2 separate regions of the Homo sapiens genome follow, and region 2 is linked to region 1. Evidence: read pairs that join two places in POLR2A ChIA-PET (ENCODE). Cell type or tissue: HepG2. All regions are shown on one strand. Links, peaks and the distances in the headings refer to the core of each region. The heading gives the core; the rest is flanking DNA.

Region 1 (7,991 bases), core at 2,913-5,412:
TGTTTTTATTAGAAATGGGGTTTCACCATGTTGGCCAGGATGATCTTGATCTCTTGACCTCATGATCGTCCTGCCTCAGCCTCCCAAAGTGCTGGGATTACAGACATGAGCCACCTTGCCCAGCCCCATTTTCTTTATTCAGTCTACCATTGATGGACATTTAGGATGATTCCATGTCTTTGCTATTGTGAACAGTACTGCAATGAACATACATGTACATGTGTCTTTCTGGTAAAACGATTTATATTCCTGTGGGTATATACCCAATAATGGGATTGCTGGGTCAAATGGTAATTCTGTTTTTAATTCTTTGAGGAATCACCACATTGTTTTTCACAATGGTTGAACTAATTTACACTCCCACCAGTAGTGTATAAGCATTACCCTTTCTCCACAACTTCGACAGCATGTTATTTTTTTTATTTTTTACCTAATAGCCATTGTGACTGGTGTGAGCTGGTATCTCCTTGTGGTTTTGGTTTGCATTTCCTTAGTGGTTAGGGAAGCTGAGCATCTTTTCATACACTTGTTGGCCATGTGTATGTCTTTTTCTGAAAAGTATCTGTTCATGTCCTTTGCCCACTTTTTAACAGGGTTGTTTTTTGCTGGTAAATTTATTTACATTTCTTATAGTTTTTGGGTATTAGACCTTTTTCAGGATCATAGTTTGGAAATATTTTCTTCCATTCTGTATTTTGTCTGTTTACTCTGTTGATAGTTTGTTTTCCTGTGCAGAAGCTCTTTAGTCTAATTAGGTCCCATTTGTCAGTCTTTGCTTTTGTTGCGATTGCTTTCAGCATGTCGTGAAATCTTTGCCAGTATCTATGTTCAGAATGGTATTTCCTAGGTTATCTTCCAGAGTTTTTACAGTTTTAGGTTTTGCATTTAAGTCGTTAATCCATCTTGAGTTGATTTTTGTATGTGGTGTAAGGTAAGGGTCCAGCTTCAGTCTTCTGCATGTGGCTAGCTAGTTATCCCAGAACTATTTATTGAATAGGAAGTCCCTTCCAAATGCTTGTTTTTTTCAGGTTTGTCAAAGATAAAATGATTTCAAGTGTGCATTATTATTTCTGGGCTCTTGATTCTGTTCTACTGGTCTCTTCCGTTCTTGTACCAGGACCATGCTGGTTTGGTTACTGTAGCCCTGTAGTATAGTTTGAAGTCAGGTAGTGTGATCCCTCCAGCTTTGTTCTTTTTGCTTAGGATTGCCTTGGCTATTCAGGCTCTTTTTTGGTTCCATATAAATTTTAAAATATTGTTTTCTAGTTCTGTTAAAAATGTTACTGGTAGTTTGATAGGAATAGCATTGAATCTGTAAATTGCTGTGGGCAATATGGCCATTTTAATGATATTGATTCTTCCTATCCATGAGCGTGGAATATTTTTTCCATTTGTTTCTGTTATCTCTGATTTATTTGAGCAGTGTTTTGTAATTCTCATTGTAGAGATCTTTCACCTCCCTGGTTAGCTGTATTCCTTGGGGTTTTATTCTTTTTGTTGTGATTGTGAATGGGATTGCATTCGTGATTTAGCTCTTGGCTTGGCTGTTGGTGGTGTATAGGAATGTTATTTTTGTGTGCTGATTTTGTATCCTTGAAACTTCACCAAACTGTCAGCTCAAGGAGCTTTTGGGCCGAGACTGTGGGATTTTCTAGACATAGAATCATGTCATTTGCAAAAAGGGATTGGTACTTCTCTTTTTTAGTTTGAATGTGTTTTGTTTTTTTCTGTTGCCTGATGGCTCTGGCCAGGACTTCCAATACTATGTTGAGTAGAAGTGATGAGAAAAGGCATCTTTGTCTTATGCCAGTTTTCAAAGGGAATGCTTCCAGCTTTTGCCCTTTCAGTATGATGTTGGCTGTGGGTTTGCCATAGATGGCCCTTACTATTTTGAAGTGTGTGCCTTCAATGCCTAGTTTATTGAGAGTTTTTAACATGAAGGGATGTTGAATTTTATTGAAAGGCTTTTCTGCATCTCTTGAGATAATCATGTGGTTTTTGTATTAGGTTCTGTTTATGTGAAGGATTGCATTTATTGATTTATGTATGTTAAATCAACCTTGCACCCAGGGATAATGCATACTTGATCCTCGTAGATTAGCTTTTGGATGTGCTGCTGGATTCAATTTGCCAGTGTTTTGTTGAGGATTTTTGCATCTATGTTCATCAAGGATATTGGCCTGAAGTTTTCTTTTATTTTTATTGTGTCTTTGCCAGGTTTTGGTGTCAGAATTATCCTGGCCTAATAGAATGAGTTGGAGAGGAGTCCCTCTTCCTCGATTTTGTGGAATACTTGTAGTAGGAATGGTACCAGCTCTTCTTTGTACATCTAGTAGAATTTGGCTCTGAATTTTTCTGGTCCTGGGGTTTTTTTGGTTGATAGGCTATTTATTACTGATTTAATTTCAGAGCTCATTATTGCTCTTTTTGGGAATCCCATTTCTTCCTGGTTCAGACTTGACAGAATGTTTGTGTCCAGGAATTTATCCATTTCATCTAGATTTTCTAGTTTGTTGCATAGAAGTGTTTGTAGTAGTCTCTGATTATCTGTATTTCTGTGGGGTCAGTGGTAAGATCCTTTTGTCATTTCTAATTGTGTTTATTTGGATCTTCTCTCTTTTCGTTTTTATTAATCTGGCTAGCAGTCTATCTTATTTTTTCCAAACAACCAACTCTGGGATTCATTTATTTTATTTTTATGGTTTTTTATGTCTCAATCTCCTTCAGTTCAGCTCTCATTTTGGTTATTTCTTGTCTTCTGCTAGCTTTGGGGTTGGTTTGGTCTTTCTTCTCTAGTTCTTCTAGTGGTGATGTTAGGTGGTTAAATTGAGATCTTTATGACTTTTTGATGTGAGAATTTAGTACTATAAATTTCCCTCTTACCATGGCTTAGCTGTGTCTCAGAGATTCTGGTACATTGTATCTTTGTTCTCATTAGCTTCAAAGAACTTCTTGATTTCTGCCTTAGTTTCATTATTTACCCAAAAATCATTCAGAAGCAGGTTGCTTAATTCCCATGTAATTGTATGGTTTGAGCTATTTTCTTCATATTGAATTCTATTTTTATTTCACTGTGTTTCAAGAGTGTGAAGAACCCAAGTTTTAAAGAGTTTATTCAAGTGCAGAGTTTAAGGGGAGCCACTCAGAAAAAAGACTACAAAGGGAAGGGGTCAGTGCTCTGAAATGAAGAAGATGAGGCTTCACTTATGGGCAGAAGCAGGAAAGCTTTGTGAGATTGCAACATTTTCCATACAGTGCTAGTTTATAAGTTAAAACAATTTGATTGATTACAGTTTGTCCTTTTTCAGGAAAGGTAGATTTATCATTTCATCTTGAGCAATTTGATTATCAAAAGGTCTTCTGTCACCTGGTCTGGGTAGTGTACAAGAAAAAGGAAGGAAGTTAATCTATAATAAAGGGTCAATAATTAAGAGGGGCGGGGTCTTATCTCTGGAACCAGTTAGTCTTTTACAGCATTTTACAGGGCAAAATAAATAAATAAATTAAAAAACAAGAAATGAGTTAATCTATAATCAGATAAGCAAAGGTTACAGCAGCTTGCTGTGTGACTTGGGTCTCACAATCACATTTTCTTTAAGGCTCAAAGTAATTTAAAGTCTCAATAGCTTTAATCTAAATTATTTTCACAATATAAAGAACTCCTATCATTCAACAACAAAAAAAAACCAGTTTTAAAAATTAAATTTTACTGTTTGAAATTTTTAAAAATAATAAAATTTAAAAAGTATACTCCACTATTCAAGCATCTTTTTAAATTCCTCATTTTATATTGAGTAGAATTCAAACTTCAAGGCAATCTTCCTTCACCCTCCTCCACTCTTTGTGCTTCCCGTTGTAGTCTGTTTTCTGAGTGACTCCCCTTAAACTCTGCACTTGAATAAACTCTTTAAAGCTTGGGTTTTTCACACTCTTGAAACACAGTGAAATAACCATCAACAGGCAGTTAATAAATATTTGTGTAATTTTTACCTAGAATTTTACATTTATATTTTAAAATGAACAAACCCGTTTATTATTCCCTCCTTAAGAAACTGGCCTTTTTTTTTTTTTACTTAACACTTTTTCTTCTAATTTCTCCCTAGGGAAGCATTATCTGGAAATATTTTTCCCGAGTAGGATTCATGAGTATTGAAGCAACCCCCCGCCTTTTATTTTTAAGAAAGGAGGTGAGGTCTGTAGTAAAAATAGCTGCCTACATTAGATGGGATTGAGTGGTGAAGGGCTGTTGGTGTTGATTTCTGAAGACCAAAAATCTAATACAAGATGAGAGACAAAATCAAAGGAAGAACAATCCAAGCAAGGGAACAGTTTATGACAAAGTGCAGAAATTTGCAAACAATTCAGCACTTTTGAAATGCAAACACGTGTGAGGTCAGGGTGGAAAGAAGAAAATAGGAGAGGGGCTGAAACGCAGGATGTCTCTTGGCAGAAACAAGATAACAAAAAGCCTCGTGAACTGTACCAAGGAATTTAAGTTTATATGTACTTGAAGATGACAAGCAAGGGACTGAATGTTCACAAGATCACTCTGGCAACCCTGGGGAGACTGGAATCGAAGCAGCATCATTGTCTAGGGTAAATACCCAAGACTTGTTGTCTCATGGCCACGGAAAACTAGGATGCGGACACACAAACACTGAGGTTCAGAGTGGAAGTTTAATAGGTGAAAGAAAGAGAAAAGCTCTCTCTGCTGCAGAGGGAGGGGTCCCAACTGGGTTTTCTGCTTCTATGGTGAAATTCAGGAGGTTTTACAAATGAGCTTGAGGAGGCAGTGTCTGATTCACATAGGGCATGAAAGATTGGTCAGAACAGGTGTGCCATTTGCATAAGGCATGAAAAGCTGGTTAGGACTAGGTGTGGCATTTGCATAGGGCATGAGAGGCTGGCCACCACCACCCTAATCTTTTATTACGTAGATGGGTTCTCTACCTATCAGTGCCGTGTTGCCTGTTTCTTTACTGTACATGGTAACAAAGAAAAGGGAAGATGGAACCTCCATGTTGAACATGCCTGGCCCCAGGTAGCCCTTTTCCATTGGCACAGCTGCCAGCATTCCCCCGTGCAAGCTTCCAGCTTGCTTATCTGTGTTTGCAGCCTGATTTTTCAGGCAGCTCTTTGTTAAAAAAAAAAATAATTTCTTGGGCTGCTTTTTTGTTAGAAGGGAAGCCTTGCCAAGGACTCTTTTACCCTCACTGTCTGCCTAAATAATTTCTTTCTATCTCCTGTATCAGGATGAAGAAGAGGTGCAACTTGGAAAAGAGATCAGCAGCAATCCAGCTGGAAAATAGTGATCATCTGAGAGGAGAGTGGCCATCTGGTTGAATGAAGGGCAACAGGCGTGAATAAAATAAAAGAAGTAGGCTTGATGGGTAACTGACCACCTGTGGGGAATTAAGGATGTTTATCAGAGAGGATGAAATATTGGGATGGTTTTGTGGAGGGAGGGCAGTAGAGGGGTTCAAGCCAGGACATTTGGGCAGAGATGCCCTATCTCTTGGCTTATACTAGTGAGTTCACCTGGATAAAACTTTTACTGTGAAGCGGTGACACTCTGCCCATCCACCTTGTAAGTTCTTCTATTATAAGGCTGTAGAAAAAGACTCAAGTGGCTCTTTAATTTGATTCCTTGTGCAGGTTAGATTTTTTTCCTAGAATAACTTCAGTCTGCTAATTTCACATTAGTATTACTTAAGGTCCTCAACAATCAAAGAAAAGCTGCTTTCAGACTTCAAGTGCCCACAAGGCACTCCTTGGGAACATGTACTACTAATCCTGTGTGTTCCTTCTAAGCCGAACACTGACCTATGAAGTCCCTCAATCAAGTATCTCTGCTCTTTTCCATAGTGTCACTATTACTGTCTTCACTTTTTTTCTTTCATGTCACCCTTTCTCTCTCAGTTTACCTCTTTTCCCTGGGCAAAGATGCTGCCAAAACTATACAGCCAAACTGCCTCCCTAATCAAGACTGGGAATAATAATAGACCACTGCTCCAATGGAGCATCTCTTTCTTTTCAGGGCTGCATGACACTTTGCACGGAGCTTCCTACCTCCAAGTGACATTCTTACCTGCAGCTGAGTAAATGAGTCCGCCTCCCATACAGTTGTTTTATAGGATTTGCTAGGGATTAATTCTTTCTTTTCAGCTGTACCTTGTCAGAGACCACAAATGAACAAAGAGGAACATCAAGAAATAGGAGATAGGCTGCGTTTGGCTTTGTCTGGCATTCACTCCTATTCACCCGGCCAAGTTTCTTGATGCTGTTGTGACGAGGCATTGTTGTGGGTGGAAAGCTTGGAGCTATAATGCACGTGGCTGCCACACAGCTGGCGCTGTCGGCTTGAAGCTGGAATGGAGTGAACCCGCCTGTTAATTTGTACATGAACACACACTAATCTCTCATTCACACCCTGGGTGGCTGGTTTGTTCTGCACACAGATGAATCTAAAAAGCTTTGGCCCTCTGGCATTCCACAGATGAGATTCTCATTAGGAACGGCAGTTCCCTCTCTGACCCAATGGAAGAAGTATCATGGGCTCCAATCCCAGCTTCTCATTCTCTCCCTATTTAATACTACTAATAATATTTAGCATATTTGAGTCCTTCCTACTACTACCAGATCCATGTAAAGAGCTTTACAGACAATCGCCCACTCAGTCCCTACAAACATCTGCTGGGGAGTCACTGCCTAACAGTGGGTGTGTTCCCCATTTCTAAAATTTCCCCAGACCAGTTGCCATCTTCCTTCCTGGACACAATAATTGCTGCTCTAATTTCCCTGCTCTCTAACCCTATCTTTAGATCCATATATCAGTTCCTGCATCCTCAGGGACCCCTGTCTTAATGCTTTCTTCTTTAGCTCCATCCCAGCACACTCTACCTAATATAGTTCCATGGTCCACAGTTCCATGGTCCATGACCATGGACATTATGGTGGCAAGAATTTATCCACCAACCAGGTCACCTCTAGTTTACAATAATAATAAAATTTAAATGTAATTTTATACTTACCTCCAAACTCATCCTTATATACATTAAATATATATATAGCCTACTGTATGCCAACCATACCTTAATAAAGTAGTTTTAAATATAAATTTAATTCAACTTATGTTATTTTGATTATGAACAAATTAAATTGAATTAAGTTTAAGTTTAATTATAATTAATGTAGTATAAAATAGAAATATGATTTTTAATATATTAAATGTAATTATAATTTTCACTCGTGTCCATGTGAAGAGACCACCAAACAGGCTTTGTGTGAGCAACAAGGCTGTTTATTTCACCTGGGTGCAGGTGGGCTGAGTCTGAAAAGAGAGTTAGTGAAGGGAGATAGGGGTGGGGCCGTTTTATAAGATTTGGGTAGGTAAAGGAAAAAGGGGGGTTGTTCTCTGGCGGGCAGGGGTGGGGGTCACAAGGTGCTCAGCAGGGGAGCTTTTGAGCCAGAATGAGCCAGGAGAAGGAATTTCACAAGGTAATGTCATCTGTTAAGGCAGGAACAGGCCATTGTCACTTCTTTTGTGGTGGAGTGTCATCAGTTAAGGCAGGAACCAGCCATCTGGATGTGCACGTGCAGGTCACCGGGGATATGATGGCTTAGCTTGGGCTCAGAGGCCTGACAATAATTATTTAATGTTTTAAACAAAGGTAACAAATACTCAAAATTTATTCCTTCCTAATGATCTGACCATTTTCTATGTTCTTCAGATCATTTCCATGTATTGTAAGTCTGTGGTAGAAATATCTATCCCTGTGTTCTACTATTCCTCCCTTCCCAACTCTGCGTTCAGTGACATCACATTAATAGCTGCTTAAAATCAGCCATGGGAATAGTTACACCAGAGAAGAAGGGAAGTCCTACAAATCAAGGCTTAGTGTATCATTTTGCTGGTTGTGTAGACCAGGAATCACCAAACTAAGGCAAGTGAGTCAAATCTGGCCTAAAGCTAAGAATGAGTTTCACATTTT
Region 2 (7,991 bases), core at 3,348-5,847, 130 kb before region 1:
GAGGTCAAAAAAAGAAAAAAATCCCCCTTTATTACTGTGCTTCAAGGAAATTTTCAATGTCAAGTAGAGAGTGATGAGAAATATGTTTGGATGATGTGTTAGTCATGATTCAGACAGAAAAATGGAAATGACTCTAGGTGTTTCAAACAAAAATAATTTAATGCAGGGAATTAGTTACAGAGGGACAGCAGAACTTAGCAGCTTCACAGAGAATGGTGAAGCCTTCTTGGGCTTAGCAAGCAGCAGGAACCTCTGGTACTCTAGGGTTGGAGGGATCAGACAAGAATGCTGCTAGCAGGATTCAAGAGCCAGGGCTGCCCAGAATGAGCTAAAACTGGGGTGAGACTGATTAGGAGGAGCTGGAATCTCCCTGAAAGCACTTTTTCTGGGGCAGCTGGTGGGAAGAGAGAGAAAGTACAAAGAAATACCCTCCCTCTGCCCTGCCTCTGTCCTCAAACCTCCTATTGAATGAATTTAGCAGGAAGACAGAGGGCAAGAGATTCTGGGTAATGGAACTTCCTACGATACAGAAACAGAAAAACAAGGAACTAGCTTGAGACCAAACAGGCAAATGACAGGCATGGAGGGGTGGGTAGAGACCGTGGAAAGGAGGCCAGGCGGAGAATCATGAAGACGCTGAGCTTGTTGCTCTGCCTTCTCCTCCGCCTTGTGCATCTCCCAGCTGCTGAGGCTACAGATGGCCAAAGACACACTATTAAATAAGGTCTGAAAAGTGGATTATAAGGTTCATATCATGACAGGTAGTTAGATAATACATATCAATATACCAAAGCTTCCAAAAAAAACATAAATGCGATAAAGTTCCAATTAGAATGTCAGTAACATATGCAGGGATTGAATAAAAGTGCTGGAAAGATTTCATGAAAGTATAAATCCTGGAGAATCAGTGAGGGCATTTTGAAATGTCGTTTGAATTTTGAATTGCTGGTATAACAAATCAGTACTACAGAGCTACTGAAATTATATGGCTGTGGTTTGGTCTAGGAATACATAGACACATTGATGGACTAGAAGAGGGAATAAAGTAAAAGACCACATTGGTTGTGAGAATGTGATAAATGGCAATGATGGCATTTTAATTCAGTGGTAAGGAATGGATTGTTTAATAAATGGTACAGTCACAGCTGGTTATCCATCTGGAAGAATATAAAACTGGACCCCCTTCATACATCATGGCAAAATATAAATTCCAAATGGATTAAAGTCTTAAATGTAAAAAAAAAAAAAGGAAATCCTGGAACCTCGATGGACATTCTCAAGGCAAAATAGATATGAACCTACCTGAATTGACTTGAAAAATTAAATTATATATAATGAGAGATGCCAGATGCATCTCTTATATGCCATAAGCACAAAACATAACAAAAATACTTGGAGAAGTATTTTCAATGAGGACAGATGTCAATTATTAATAATAGACAAATATCTTTTACACATTTGCAAAAAGAGAACAAACAAGGTAAGTGGGAAAAATGGGCAAAGGATTAGAAGAGACCATTTACACAGGAGCAAATCCAAATGGCCAGCAGATATGTGAAAACATTCTCAGATGTAACAGTTATGAGTGAAGTGCAAATTAATGCATCAATGACTATTTCTTTACATTTATGAATCTGCCAACTTTTTTCAACAAAAGGAAAAATTACTGATGGCAGATATGTGAGGATAGGGCACCCTCACATTGCTGGAGTAATCTGACAATGTTTTAAAAACAGTTTATAAGACTCTAAAATTAGAAACATATATTCTCTTTGATGCAGCAAATACAACTCTAGGAGCTGTCCTATAGAATTAAAAAGAGTTCACAAAGGGACTGCCCATCCGTAGGGAATGTCTGGAATAAACTATTGTATATCCATAGCAGGGAATGCTAAAAAAAAATCAACAAATGAATTGGAGTTATGCCAATGGAATTGGAAGATTTCAACAAAATTTGTTTTCAGTCTGTATAAGATGTCTTTTGTGGAATAAACAATAATATTGAGCAGAAAAAACATTTCTATATATGTGTACCTACAAAAGATAATATGAGTACAGAGAAAAATACAGACAAATATATAAATTTGGTTATATGGAGGCTATGAATTTGGGTTTACTAACAAGGGAGTGGTCTTTTAGTGGAGAAAAAAAGGAGAATTGAATGAGGAGGCTGGTGTAAAGTATGGGGAAAAGATTAAAGCTGTCTATTTCCCATCTTCATATATGATACGATCATGTTAATGTAGTCACATGAAGTCATATTTGTTACATAAAATATCATTATACCATGCATAGTGTTTATAGTTACATAAAACTATATGCATGTGTATGTTCACACATACAGACTTACATTTATTCTATAATTATATATGATACATATATATGATTGCTCATGAATACAAACAAATGCCTCCAGCATAGGGGCCTTCCATGGACTCAGCAGGTCCGCATCCTCCATTGCCTGGTGGCTGATGTCATAGTGACTTTTGCTGCACAGGTAGAGAGAGGTTAGCCAGAAAGCCTGCTTCTGCAGTCCACAAGGCTCTTTCTAAACTAGCTATGGGATTAATTAGAACATGTGACACTGTTTATCTTTTTCATTTATTTTAGTTTGTGGTTTTTCTTTTTTTTTTTTTTTTTTTGAGACGGAGTCTCGCTCTGTCGCCCAGGCCGGACTGCGGACTGCAGTGGCGCAATCTCGGCTCACTGCAAGCTCCGCTTCCCGGGTTCACGCCATTCTCCTGCCTCAGCCTCCCGAGTAGCTGGGACTACAGGCGCCCGCCACCTCGCCCAGCTAATTTTTTGTATTTTTAGTAGAGATGGGGTTTCACCTTGTTAGCCAGGATGGTCTCGATCTCCTGACCTCATGATCCACCCGCCTCGGCCTCCCAAAGTGCTGGGATTACAGGCGTGAGCCACCGCGCCCGGCCTAGTTTGTGGTTTTTCTAAGTGATTGCTCTAAGGCTGAGTCAATTACATTTCCCTTTCCCTTGGGTTTCCCTGGGAAAGAACCACTGCATCCATTTCAGAAACGCTGAGAAAGTAGAAATTATTTAGCCTGCCTGCCTTAGCCTTAGTTTTTTCATCTGTGAAATGAAGGTAATGATACCTACTTTGTCCCTGTCTCATAAGGGTAACATGGAAATTAATAAGATAATTAACTGGATACCAGCTCCTACTAAAGATGTACTATGTATGTAAAGCTTCTTATTGTTCATAAGTTTTCAACTCTGGATTGCGTGTGCCTTTCACTTTTGTAACAGTGGCTTGGAGGGAAAGAGAGTGCACCTGATCTTCTGTAATTAAGCAGAAGGTAAAACACTGCAGTGATTAAGAGAAATCAAAGTCCATTTTATTTATAGATGGATAATCAACTATTTTGCAACAAGGCTTTTGGTACTTGGAAAATCAACTTAAATTCAAAGAATGACTTTGGTAGTCCCACCAAAAAAAAAAAAAAAAAAAAATCAGCTCCTCTTCTTCATCTTCATGGATGTAGGTTGTAACTCCTGACCCTCATTTTCTGTTTCTTTTGTTGCTACCATCAACATTTACCTCCCATAGCATCTGGATACAGCCTATTCACTGTGCTTGCATCAAAGCAATCCTGTTATAAACTCAGAAGGATATTTCCAAAACACAAATCTAGCCCCTCAGAAAACTTTGACTGGTTCTTCTTTGTTTTCCAGACAAAATCTGCAGTCTTTTAAATGGTATCAAGTGATCCTCCATGCCCTGACTCCTCCCTACTTCCCAAAGCTCACATTAGTGTTCTGTTGACCGCTCCCTAGCCATTGTTCACTGACAACTGTAGGGAGGATGGGAAGGTGGCTTTCACCACCGGGTCTGCATAGTATCTGTGCTGCCCACTATGACCTCCACCCACCCCACCCACAACAGTCATCAGTGATGATGGAGCTGGGCCCCAGGCAGCAGCAGGAGCTGGGGTTTGGACCCCAGGGCTGCAGCAGCACTGGCCCACAGCTGAATGGCTGGGAGGAAGGTTGGACTGACCAAGGCTATGTGTAAGAGGAAGGGCACTGCAGGGTTCTGGTCATTAAAAATCTGGAAAGGGAAGGAACCACTAGGTGCAGAGTCGAGTTGGAGGTAGGAAGCAAGGACGTTTGTAACCCAGAAGAAAAGTGAGACTGGAGGGATGCCCTCAGGAACGCTGGATGGAGTTCTTTTTAGATGTCTCAAGTTTACTTTTGTTTTGTTTTTGTTTTTGTTTTTTTGAGATGGAGTCTTGCTCTGTGACCCAGGCTGGAGTGCAGTGGCACGATCTTGGCTCACTGCAACGTCCGCCTCCAGTGTTCAAGCGATTCTCCAGCCTCTGCTTCCTGAGTAGCTGGTATTACAGGCACGCACCTCCACACCCAGCTAATTTTTTTGTATTTTTAGTAGAGACGGGGTTTCACTATGTTGGTTCAGGCTGGCCTTGAACTCCTGACCTCGTGAACTGTTGGCCTTGCCCTCCCAAAGTGTCAAGTTTACTTTTTGAAAGACACATCTTCCATTGTCCTTTTGTTTTCCTCAAAGCAAACAGCAGGCCTACCAGTCCCTTCCCCTCCTCATCTCCCTAAAGGCTGTGCTTGGGCCTCAGAGTGTGCCTCACCTGGTGTTTATAGCTCTTGAGTCTCAGCGGGGAGCAAAGCAACTCTTAACCCTGCATGCACCAGTGAGAATCAAAATGGAAATGGATGTTCATCTCACCTGGATATGGATGCATGTGTGGAAGTTAGAAAGCGTGGCTAAGCTGACACAGATAGAGGCTTCACAGCTGGCTCTTGGCCAGGACAGGTAGTAGAGCAGGGAGCCCCGATTGGTAGCTTCTGCAGATTTCCATGGTGTCAATGTACTTGGGAATACGGTAACATGGCCAATAAATATCAAGCCACCATTTTGTTTGTTTGTTTTTTAATGGCTTTCAGAAGTCACAATAACTTAAAATACAGCTCTCCTGACCCAGTACAAACCAGCAACAGCACACCACCCAGCAAAAACAAGCAGCTTCTGGGACACACACATGACTCTTCCAATAGTTAGGAACTTCCTCTTAGTTAGGAACTATGAAATTAAATGAACAGTTAAATAAACACAGACCATAACTGGAGCCAGCACTAACCTAAATCTCTAGGAAGCATGTATGGAGTGTGTTCTAGGAGAAGACAGCACATGTGACATTTTATGAGACTAAGTCCAGGCATACAAATCAATTTCCTACTGATGCTCAAAGGCAACCATGAACTTGCTGATGTCAGTAGGTCTCCCTTCATCACTCCAGTTTTTTAAGGACTACTCGGCTGACTGGGCTTCTAATACAGATATATCAAATACCTCATCTCTTGCGAACTTCATGGCTCTGAGATGTAGGAATCACTCTTCCCACTTTGTCAACAGGGAAATTGAAGCTCAAAGAGCTCAAGGAGCTTTCTGTGGTACCCTTGCTTACAGACAACTAATGAGTAAATTAGGATATCCAGATGCTCATGTAGACATCATGGGAATGTTTCAATCTTATGTCATATGCAATTTGATTAACTCTCAGACCTTGAAATTAGCAACTGTTGTCCACTATACAATAATCTGTATTTAATCAATATTTTCTAAAGAAATGAATTTTAGATAATTTTCGAAGAAGACAATGATAAATAACAGCCACTTGACGATAAAAATCACCCCCACTGTCCTCCTGAGTAGATGGGAGGGACAGGTAGATTAGTTGACAATTGCTGTTCCTTTTAATGCTGAAATCATTTGGAAAGCTTTGATTTTATTATATCTGCCACTTTTAAGCCCCTCCCCATGTACAAGCTGTTTTATATATTGAGCCTCACTTCATCTGCATCTTAAAAGTAACAAAGCCCCATTTCCACTGTACAGCTGAAAAAAAGAGTTCAGGCAGTTAAGTGATTTGCCTAAATTTGCACAAATTATAGAGGACAGAGTTGGCACTCATGTCCAGTTCTGCCCAGTGTCAATTTCCACACTTGTTCTCCTTGATGACAGAACCTCCCTGCTCCCTTGTCCTCTGTCACCCTACTCTCAGACGCACCACTGGGGTCACCTCCTGTCTCACTCTGAGGGTAGCACATGTGTGCTGTTGCTAGAACTGAGGGAAAAACCCTTTCTTCCACCTGGGCTCTGGTGCTTTCAACATATTTAAATCGAAAATCCAAACATGTGCCACTCAGCACAACAGTCACCTCTACCCATTTGATTCCAAATGCGAAGCTGTTCAATAATGCTGCTTAGAAAGTTCAGGGAGTTATGACATACCATGACCCACTGGGCCCATGTCGTAGCCTTAATCATAATTGGAGCTTGTCTAGAATCTCTCCATTCCTTGGTGCTAACATACAGGATTTTAATCACAAATTTGCAGCTCCATCTCATTATGAAGAGGAGCAATCCCTCACAATGTTGTTAATTGACCTTAATCTAATGTGATGTGTAATACACTCAGCTGGATCCTCAGGCACTCTGGAAACAGAACAGTAAAACACCTCTTAAATCTAAATTATATTTGAAATAGTAGATTAGATTATTCCCAGCATCTGCAAACAAACCGTAGCCTGCTGAAATTTATCTTGCACTTTCCAAACAAGGCAAAGACTCCAGCCTGACATGCTGAATGCTTTATGAGTTCATCTACCCTGAAAGTCACACGCTTGTCTTCCTAATGCACCAAATGGCTGCTGCCTGCAAGGGGATGAGTCCTCTGGCAGAAGAGTGTGGACCCCACACCTGTGCTGGCTCTGAGGCCAGGCTGACCTGTGAAGGGCAAGGTTGCATGTCAGACAGACTGGGCTCATTACCACGTTGGCATTTACCAGCTCTGTGATCTTGGGCAAGTGATTTTAACATTTCTGAGCCACTGACTTCTCCTTGGTGGAGTACTGAGGGACTGAGAAGTTTAGAAAAATCTGCTTACAGCTACAGGAAATTCGTGAAAGTTGATGATATGACCATGTAAAATCTACTCTTCTTCCGTTTTTGTTTTTAATGAACATTTCATTTTAGATAATATAGATAAACATAGAGGTATGATAAATAATACAGAGACCTCTCATTTACCTGTTACCCAGTTTTCCTCAATAGTAGAATCTTGCAAAATTGTATTACAGTATCACAACTAGGATATCATCATCGTTACAGTCAAGATAAAGAACAATTCTGTTATCACCAGGATCCTCACATCGCTCTTTGATAGAATCCCCTAGCACCTCACTTCTGCCGTCCTTAATCACTGGCAGCTACTAATCTATTCTCAATTTCTATAATTTCATCATTCAAAAGTTTTATAGAAACAGAACCATTCAGTATGTAAGCTTTGGGGATTGACTTTTTCACTCATGATAAGTCCCCGGAGACTTATCCAGGTTGTTGCACGCACCCATTGTTCACTGCTTTTCATTGCTGAGTAGTATTTCACAGTCAGGATTTACTAGCTTGTTTAACCACTTACTGGCTTAAAGACAACTGGGTTGTTTCCAGTTTTTGACTTTTACAAGTTAAGTTGCTATGAATATTTGAGTACAGGTTTTTGTGAACAAATAGTTTAATTTTTATTGGATGAGTGACCAAGAGCACAACTGCTGGACCATTTGGTAGTTGCATGTTCGGTTGCATGAGAAACTGCCAAACTTTTCCCAAGTGACTGTGCCTTTTCATATCCCTCACCGACAATATATCACTGATTCAGTCCCTCTACATGCACTCCACATTGCTGTTATCACTACTTTAAAAAAAAAAGCCATTCTGATAAGTTTGTCATGATATCTCACTGTGGTTTTAATATGCATATTCCTAATGTCTAATGATGCTGTGCACCTTTCTATTTGCTTATTTACCATCTGTATATCCTCAAGTGAAATTTCTATTCATGTCCTTTACCAATTTTCTAATTGAAATATTTGTATTTTTATTGTTGAGTTTAAGACTTATATTCTATATTCTATACAGGTCCTTTGTTAGATATGTCATTTGCA

Evidence for each region. ChIA-PET counts read pairs that join two places held together with the same protein. Peaks named below come from ENCODE experiments on the same cell type or tissue, not always from the same donor. Only the 100,000 strongest peaks of a DNase experiment are listed, where the experiment ranks them.
Region 2: POLR2A ChIA-PET joins it to region 1 with 6 read pairs; 2 of 35 experiments call an interaction of 5 or more read pairs at or near these places.

The regions. Positions count from the first base shown.
Region 1 is chr2:126,374,956-126,382,946 of GRCh38, forward strand. No RefSeq gene overlaps it. Among named protein-coding and RNA genes, the nearest start is that of LINC01941, 260 kb to the left of the region's middle. In HepG2, for the core only: no CTCF peak of the experiment used is centred there; no DNase peak of the experiment used is centred there.
Region 2 is chr2:126,247,324-126,255,314 of GRCh38, forward strand. No RefSeq gene overlaps it. Among named protein-coding and RNA genes, the nearest start is that of LINC01941, 130 kb to the left of the region's middle. In HepG2, for the core only: no CTCF peak of the experiment used is centred there; a DNase peak (open chromatin) is centred at 4,508.